2 separate regions of the Homo sapiens genome follow, and region 1 is linked to region 2. Evidence: chromatin contacts called from ENCODE Hi-C or POLR2A ChIA-PET data. All regions are on one chromosome and are shown on one strand. The core of a region is the stretch at or near the end of the contact, and the rest is flanking DNA. Distances in the headings are between cores, read along the strand shown. Region 1 holds the start of FBXW4 (F-box and WD repeat domain containing 4). Region 2 holds the start of LDB1 (LIM domain binding 1).

Region 1 (4,194 bases), core at 711-3,210, 430 kb after region 2:
TCTCAAAAAAAAATTCTCCATTAATGAAAATAAAGTAAATTACACTTGCATGATTATGGATTTTAATCCTGATTTATGTTGGGTTAAAGAAGTTTTAGTGCCTCCACTAAAAATGAGATAGAATATAGATGAACTACTCAGCTTTACTATGTATCCTGAATGAGTTAAGTACTCAAACAGTAAGAAATTACAAACATCTCTAACACAAATCTAAACACAAAATGCAGGAACCATATTCCTGCTATATCATTTGTCTTCCTTCTTGATTCGCTCATAGTACACAAATGTAGCAAAATCAATAAATATTGAACTCATGACATCACCTAAATGTGAAGTATTCCTGCCTTAGTAGTCTTCTAACAGTATGGTACCTGTGAATAAGTAAATTTCTTTATAATGATCTCTAAAACATGGCTTAAATTCTTTGGCCGCATTGAAATCTATAAAATAGTGCTTTCAATAAACCACTGCCTTGAGTTTGGAAATCGTTTTCTACACAAAGTCTTTGTTGCATTTGGAGAGGGGGAGGGATGGCATTTTTTTGTAACAGGATTTGACCTGTAACTATTATTAAGAATTTTCTTAGAGGAGTTCAAAGCATTTTACAGGGATCATCTCATTTATCCCTCGAAAGTAAGGCAGAGGCATTATCTCCACTACAGATTGAGAACACTAAAAGGCCAAGATAGGTGGGGCTTTTTGTTGTTGTTTTGCTAAGATCAAAAAGTAATTCTAGGGCAAAGCCAGATTCCGGTCTGACCTTGTTACATGATGCTTCTTGCAGCACCATAATACAATGTAGTTGCTTCCCTAGGTTTCTCTTTGGCTATGCTAGGTGTTGAATAATTTTCAGGGTCAATTTTTATTCTTCCCTGCTCCCTGAAAATGAGTGTTAAGATGTAGATAAGTACAAAAGAAAACTCTCCAATCCTTCCTACCTGGATTTGGAGTACAGGATAAACAGACAGAAATTGGCATCTTCCTCCCCTCCTCCAAGTTTTACTGCCTAGCCCAATGCTAATAGAAAAATAACCCGAGCCACAAATGCAAGTCCCATGTATAATTTTAAATTTTCTAGTAGTTACATTAAAATATATTGTATTTAGCCCAATACAGCGTATCCAAAATATTAACACTTCAACACGTAATCAATATAAAATTATTAATGAGATATTTTGCATTCTTTTTTTTGTATGGCTTCAAAATCTGGTGTGCATTTCTCACTTATAGCTCATTTCAATTTGTATTAGCCACATTTCAAATGCTCAGCAGCCACATGTGACGAGGGAGGACACTGTTGGACAGCACAGGTCTAGACCTCAGTAGCTCTCCCTTCAGATTAATGCCATGTGAATCGAATGGGTGGTATGAAGAATGGATGCTGAGTCCTTGGAGAATCCACTTGCACTTGGGTGGTGACTGATAAGAAGCCCTAGCTGTGCCATTTCCTGATACATGACTGTTTTTGAAGTTATGGACTCAGGATCTAGAAGACTGCAAATCCCCAAATACGTCTAACACCCAAGCTCACGCCAGGACCGTGCTTCCGGGCCTGTGTGAGAACCTAAGCTATGGAACCTGTCAACTTCTAGGGCTGCAGATTCGTTGGGCCCTCACATGTGGCCCGTGGAAAGGAGGCATCACTCGAGGAAGAGGAGGGCTTCTAGAGGGGCAAGGCCACCCAACTAGGGGCTTCTTGAGGGCAGGTGCTCCAAATGGCCGCTTCCTGAGGGCAGCGGGTCCTCTTGTGGCCTCAGGCAGGGCCCTGAAACCGGCCTCACGTGTTTGCAGCGCGAACTCCTGTGCTTCCACCAAGCGCTCTCGGGGATGCGGGGGTGGTGTCAGCGCCCCGGCCCCAGCCCGCACCCCGAAGTGGCTCCAAGGCTGCAGGTGTGAGGGGCGTGCCCAGGGCTCGGCCCGCGCCGCCCCATGTGACCCGGTCCGACATGGTGTCGCCTCCTCCCGGGGCGGCGGCGGTGGCGGCTCGGGCTGGGCTCCGCGTCGGGCCGGCCCCGCGGCCGCTCATGGGCAGCCAGGGCCGCTCGGGGCCCCCCGGGAACGGCGGGCCCGGCGAGGGCGAGGGCGGAGAGGCGAGGAAGCTGCAGGAAGGGAGGGTGGCGAGGGGGAAGCGAAGGAAGGGGAAGGGGAAGGGAAAAGCGAGAGCGGGGCAAGGCGGAAGAGGAAGCGGGGCGGAAGGGAAGCCCGGGCCGCAGACGGCGAAGGAGGCAGCCGGGCCGGGGGCTGACGCGGGAGCGAGGGCATGCCCAAGGGAGGAAGCAGAGGGAGGCAGAAGCGTGGAGGAAGGGGCGAGAGGCATCGTCAAGGGAGTCGAGGGGAGCGCAGGGGCCGGGAAGGAGGCACAAGGAAGAGAGTATGGGAAGAAGGAGGAATGGAGGGTCAGGGCTAGGCGGCGGGAGGGCGCCAGGCCGGGAAGAGCACAGGGACGAGGGGGTCAGGCTTGGGCCGACATCGCGGGGACAGGGGTGGCCATGGCGGCGGCGGCCGGGGAGGAGGAGGAGGAGGAGGAGGCGGCTCGGGAGTCGGCTGCCCGCCCGGCCGCGGGGCCTGCGCTCTGGCGCCTGCCGGAGGAGCTGCTGCTGCTCATCTGCTCCTACCTGGACATGCGGGCCCTCGGCCGCCTGGCCCAGGTGTGCCGCTGGCTGCGGCGCTTCACCAGCTGCGATCTGCTCTGGCGCCGGATAGCCCGGGCCTCGCTCAACTCCGGCTTCACGCGGCTCGGCACCGACCTGTAAGCGTCCGCTCGCCCGCCCGCTCCCCGCCCCGAGCCGGCCCCGCGTCCCGGGAAAGGGCGGGGCGCCGCGGCCTGGTCGGCCCAGGGTCGTGTCGCACCCCGAGTTTCTAGGCCTACACCTGACCTCCGCCTACACCCTTTCCCGAGCACTCTCGGGGACCCCTTTGCCCCTCCTCCCCAAGGCCTCCATCTGAGGCAGCCTCCCGAGAGCATCCCTCAGTAGGCACCCTCCCGGGTGGGCCGCTCCTCACAATTAGCCATCTTAGGCACTCCCTACAGCTTTCGATTGTGTGTTTTTGCAGAGGTTTAGCTGCCCCGGTTCCTTCGCCCCAGAGGAGCCAGTCTGGTACGGTGCTTTGGACGATTCCTTGAGTCCAGGTCTAGGACTCAGGTTCCTTAAGTGGTCTATCATAAATTTTTGTGGACTTTCATCTTTCATCCTCCCTACCCTTTTCTAAAGGTTGTTAAGCTTCAGGGCTCGGACCTTAAGAGAAGCCCTCGGTCCCAGTGTTCAGCCATAGTTTATGACTTCATATAGGCAGAGCGACACGAAAAAGGGGGCCTGCTTGAGGCAGGAGGCTGGAGTCTGTCCAGGATGTGTACAAGACATGGTATTGCAATTTGGCCTGTTTTTGGTAGGGTCTGAGACCTGTGAATGAAAAACTTTTCTGAACCACTTAAACTGTTAAATAGGAAGGAAAAAACATGTAGGGAATTGGGGGAATAAGAGCTTTCAGATTGCCCCCTATTCCACCCATTTTTTAAAAAGTAGTTCTTTCTAGTACATTATGACAACATTAAATAACGTTTTTAAAAACATAAAAAGCCATAATACCATCACCTCTAGACAATTATTTTCATTTAAAAACCTTTTCAGTTGCACATATAATTGCTATCTTACTGATCCTAACAGAATAGGTACATAGTAAATGTTTGTGGGCTGTCGCATAATGAGATTAAAGAACATCCCTCTACTATTAAACTTACATGTAGTGTTCAGCTTTTTGTTATTATAGATAATAATGAAATAATGCATTTTTGAGTAACAGCTTTACTGAAATATAAGTCACATGTCATTACCATACATATTTTTTAAAAATCAGTTCCTTAGGATAAAGTCTCAAGGTGGCATTATAGCAAAGGTTATGGTTTGCAGAGGTGCTGTACCAAATTATAGTGGGACCAGCACAGAGTGAACAAATTTTATGTGAGAATTTAGAAAATCTTTGCCACTTTAGTGGTCATTTAAGGTACCAAAGTTGTGTTATTTTGCATCTCTTTTACCACTGGCTGGGATAAATATATTCCCATGTGTTTGTTTCACCTGGGAGACTGTCTCTTCCCACTCTTTGCCCATTTATTACTGGGGTCTTCTTGTTTTTCCTATAAATTTGGAATCTTTGTGGGTCTTAGATGTTAGAATCTAGTCTGTCATCTTTGAT
Region 2 (4,233 bases), core at 765-3,264:
TCACCAAGCCATAGGTTACAGAGGATAAAGCTAGTGTCCCAGGTGGGGTGGTCAGTTGTCTCAAATCACTCAGGTATTGAGGAGCGAATCTTGCGTTCAAACCTAGGTATCCACAATTTCGGGCCAGTGTTCTGTTGCCTTATGTTCTCTCTACTCCCTCTAGTGCTGACCTTTGTCTGGGAGAATGCAGGGAGGGGGTGCACTCAGGCAGGGGATGCTGCCAAGGAAATACTTGTGTGAGTGTGGATGGCTTCAGTCAGGTCCTCTCTGCTCCTGGTGGGGGTGGAGATGGGGAAACCTGGGGGTGGGAGACTCCACAGTGTACAAGCTCCCCTATCCCCCATCCTAAGCACATGGTGGGGAGGGTCTCCATTCCTAGGCAGGCCTTCTTTTCAATCCCTGGACTCTGCACCGTTCCATCATTTCATGCTCCCTCAGCAAAAACCTAAGGTGGAGAGAAGAGGTCTCATAAACACTTTAAGCCTCCGCATTTGTAACCCTCCCCCAGCCAGTCAAGCCAGCTGTGCAGACTCTGAGCCAGAGTGAGGGAACCAAACAGCCTTCTCAACCAACACCCCTCTAAGTAACAAAGAGGAGAACCCCCTACCCAGTCAGGGCCAGACGCCCTAGGGAGGAGACACTAGTCCAAGTCTCCATCGTCTATCCCTGGAGCCCATACTGAAACTTAAGAAAGAAAAGCTAGCAGCTGGGGACCCCAGGAGGGAGGGGGTCAACTCTCTACTCCAGGCGGCTCCCCTCCCTTCCCTCCTCCTGGCTAATAGGTATTTCCTGTTTATGAGGCAGCTAAAGCTGAGCTTTTGGGAAGGGATGGAGATGGAGCCCCTCCCCTCCTAGGGCTGGGTTGGGGAGTCCTTGAAGTGTGACTGAAGGTTGGGAGGCTCCTCCCAGGGGAAGGAGTGTTCCTTACATTGACCATCCACATCATCTCCCATCCAACCCCCCACGGCCCACAGCCTCTGCCTCTCTGGGTTAGGGGGCACTGGAGGGGCCTGTTTCCTGTTCTCATCTCCGAAGCCCTCAAAGGACAGCAGCTTCCAGGCAGGGGGGTCGGAGGCGGTGGGGTTGGGCGGTTGGTACGGAGGTGAAGGCACCAAGGCTGGAGAAAGGGGGGAAGGGAAGAGAGTGTCTTGACTGATGCGTCAGTCTGCAAGAAGGAAGGATGGCCTCCTATCGCCCCTCCGTAATCCAATCTGGTGGTCATTCCGCAGCCCCCTCCCCCCAGCAAAACACAGATCCCAAGCCCTTAGGCGGAGGAGGGCGGGGACCCCACTTAATTAACCCTTTTAGTTCTAGTCCCAACTGGTTTCGCAGGCAAAGGAGGAGTGGTTAATTTAGGGAAGGGGTGAGTTGAGGGGTTGCTACAAGAATTAAGAGAATGCTTCTTTACCCATCCAGCCTAGGGTAGGGACGCGAAACAAGGGGCCTCCAGAAGAAGGCTGGCGTCTCAGCAGGGAGCACGGACAGGGGGTCTGCAGTCCCTTTTCCCTCCCGGAGCGCGGCCCGGGGTGGAGAGAGATACACCACACTGCCCACCCCGGCTCCGCCTCCCCCAGCCGCGGCTCCCGCTCCGGCTCAGCCAGACTCCCCATCCGGCGGCACCCGGAGGACGGACACCGAGCGCGCGGCTGCGCCTCCAAGCCCTCCCCTTCGCCCTCCCTCTCTGGGGTCTCTGCCTCCGTCTCCTTTTTTAAAAGCTGCGTCACATGCATGCCGTTCCCCGAGCGCTCCCAGCCCCTCGCCGCCCGCCCGCCGCGCGGCGCACGCACGTCGTCGCTTGCTGCGCGCTCTCCCGGGTCACTTTGACACGGCTCTCCCCTCCCACTAGCAGGACAATTAGCATATTAATAAAGCCCGGCCCTGCCCGGCTTGGGCTGGGGAGCCGGCGCCGGCGCGAGGGAGCGCGAGCGCGAGGGCGGAGAGGGGGGCGCTCGGCGACGGCGGCGGGAGCGCACAGACACGCACACGCACACGCGCACACACGCACACACGGACACACACTCCGCGGACTCACACCCGCGCGCACACACGCAGAGGCCGCTCGCCTTCCTGCCTGGCTTCCTTCCTGTCTGCTCCGCGCCTGACAGGCCCCTCGCCGCAGCCAGGGGCCGCCCGCACCGGGCCGAGGCCGGGCCGGGCCGGCGGCGAGCGCAGCGGGGGCCGCGGGCGGCGGCGGCGGCTCATGCCCGGCCTGTCCCCGCGAGGGGCGGGCACCGTGACTCGGCTGGGCCCCCAGAGGCGGGCGATGTGAAGATGTCAGTGGGCTGTGCCTGTCCTGGTGAGTGGGGCGTGCGGCCACTCGGCCCCTTCCTGCCCAGCCGTCCCTGCGGACCCCTCACCCCGTGTTTGGCGAGAACTTGTGTGGGGGGCGTCGATGGCATGGGGGAAGCCGGGGGCTGGAAGGGCTACGCGGGGCCTCAGGCTGGCGGGTAGCGTTTTCCCCAACTGTGTAAATGCGCAGCAGCCCAGAAACACGGGGAGGAGACGCTGGGGGTGGCTTATGTGTATGTTTTTTTGGGGGTAGGCTAATTGGGGAGAGGTTTGGGGGGGGCTGAAATTCTCAGAATTCCAGGTTGTTAGCCAATCAGAAGTGACTCTGGACTTTTGACCCCCCCCCTCAGGTCACCATAGAGTTGTGATTGGCTGGTTTGGGCTGCCCCCCCTTCCCTGCTGCCCATTGCCTCTTACCTATCCTGTGACATCCCCCCCATGCTGTTTCTGAGGACCCTGTTTGCAGGGAGGTATTGATTGCGGCCCATCTTGCCCCCCACCTTCAACTTTTCCTGCCTGTTGCCAGGGAAGGTTGGCCCTCCTGAGGCACCGGAGGTACTCCTAAGAGGTGCCAGATAATTGGACCCTTGGGTCTGGCATCTCCGCCCTAGTGGGAGGGCAGGCTAGGAAATAGAGTGATTTGTGGAGAGGTAAGCTGGGGGAGCAATACTTGACCCAAAACTGAGAACTTGAGAGAGGACCCAGGCTCAGATCCCTGCCTCCCCAAAACATATCAGCTCTTGCCAGGGATAGCCTAGGTCTGAGTTTTTTTCCTGGGGGGCAGGTGGGGGGGGCGGAGGGCGTCTACCTCACTGCCAGGAGGAAAGAGAGAAGCCATGCGACTGGAGAGGTAGTCTACAGAGGGCCTCACGGCACACTGTCTGTCTCCATCCCCGGGACTCTGGGTCCTGGAATTGGCCCTCCTGCCCCAGACTGGAGTCAGCTTTCTCCTGGAAGTCAGTGTCCCTGAATGTAGCCCGCTTTGGCTACATACTTCACAGCTGGACACCCACCACTCCCCCACAAATCCCCAAGGGAAGCTGCCAGTGCGGAAGCTTCCTTGAAAATCATGTGACCCAGGCCAAGCTGGGCTGGGCACACACTTCAGGTGCCTGCTGAGGCTGATGTCTAAGGGGCATGGGTCCCAGAAGGAGGAATAAGAGAACCTAACAATCCTAGAATATCCGAGTATGGGAACCACTGGCTCCTGCTGCAGAGGGTTGGGGAGAGGAGAGGGAAGAGCTTGCCAAGCTGGAATCCTGTCTGGCCCCGTCGTCCCTCTTTCTACCAGCTTGGTGTACATGTTTATGTTGTGGATTTTCTCCTTTATAATTGACCCATGCTGGGTACCCCTTTCAGATCCATCATGTTCTTAGCCCACCCCAGGGCCCTGACCCTCCATCAACACACATGAGCAGAGCAGTTAAACTAAGGATCTGAACAAGCTAGAGGGATGAGTCTTAAATTGTGATTCTTAGTTCCTACAAATAGTGGGTAAGCGGGTATGTATGTATGGAGGGGTTGTCAGGCTGGAGGTGGATGGGAGGTTGGCCCTGAAGTTGGGGCAGGGTGCCTGGGTCCAGTGGGAGGAGAGAGAAAATCTCTTCTTCTTAGTCTCTGGGAGCAGCATGGGAACAGGAAGAGGGCCCAAGCCCAGGGGTTTGTGGGTGGGTGGGAAGACAACTTCAGTCAATGCCCCAGAAGGCATGTTCCTTTTGTGTCTGGTGGTCTGACTGAGGGAGAGAGGGCAAAAGATAGGGAAGAGTGGGGAGTCTTTTTCCAGATCATGAAGAAGTCTTATAGATTGATGCCAAAGAGGGTGGATGGAGGTTAGACTTCAAGGAGAACCACATGGGGAGGGCTTCAGAGTAGACTGGAGGTGGGGAATAGTAGCAGTTGAGGTTAGAGAGGGGACCTGGCTTGCAGCTTGCTTGGATGGGGGAG

What was found. A loop is a pair of places that touch in the nucleus more often than their neighbours do. ChIA-PET counts read pairs that join two places held with the same protein, here RNA polymerase II (POLR2A). Pooled maps may share reads with other maps.
Region 1: a loop to region 2 is called in a map of naive thymus-derived CD4-positive, alpha-beta T cell, with 5 times the contacts of the local background. The contact joins the promoter of FBXW4 here to the promoter of LDB1 in region 2. A Hi-C loop is called at or near these places in 1 of 168 maps with a recorded cell type or tissue (naive thymus-derived CD4-positive, alpha-beta T cell), 3 of 37 single-sample maps with no recorded cell type and 12 of 50 pooled maps. POLR2A ChIA-PET finds 5 or more read pairs at or near these places in 3 of 52 experiments (H1, HEK293 and IMR-90).

What each region holds. Positions count from the first base shown.
Region 1 is chr10:101,692,936-101,697,129 of GRCh38, reverse strand. FBXW4 (F-box and WD repeat domain containing 4) reads left to right here and starts at 1,960. Exons shown (of 9, transcript NM_022039.4): 1 at 1,960-2,749. The coding sequence starts at 2,025. RefSeq lists silencers at 1,791-2,070, 2,101-2,150, 2,431-2,890 and an enhancer at 3,201-3,280.
Region 2 is chr10:102,118,149-102,122,381 of GRCh38, reverse strand. LDB1 (LIM domain binding 1) reads left to right here and starts at 2,014. Exons shown (of 11, transcript NM_001113407.3): 1 at 2,014-2,296. The coding sequence starts at 2,272. It also overlaps a transcript of PPRC1 not described here. RefSeq lists enhancers at 1-624, 625-1,376, 1,377-2,128, 3,834-4,233 and silencers at 1,625-1,754, 1,775-2,074, 2,135-2,214, 2,305-2,374.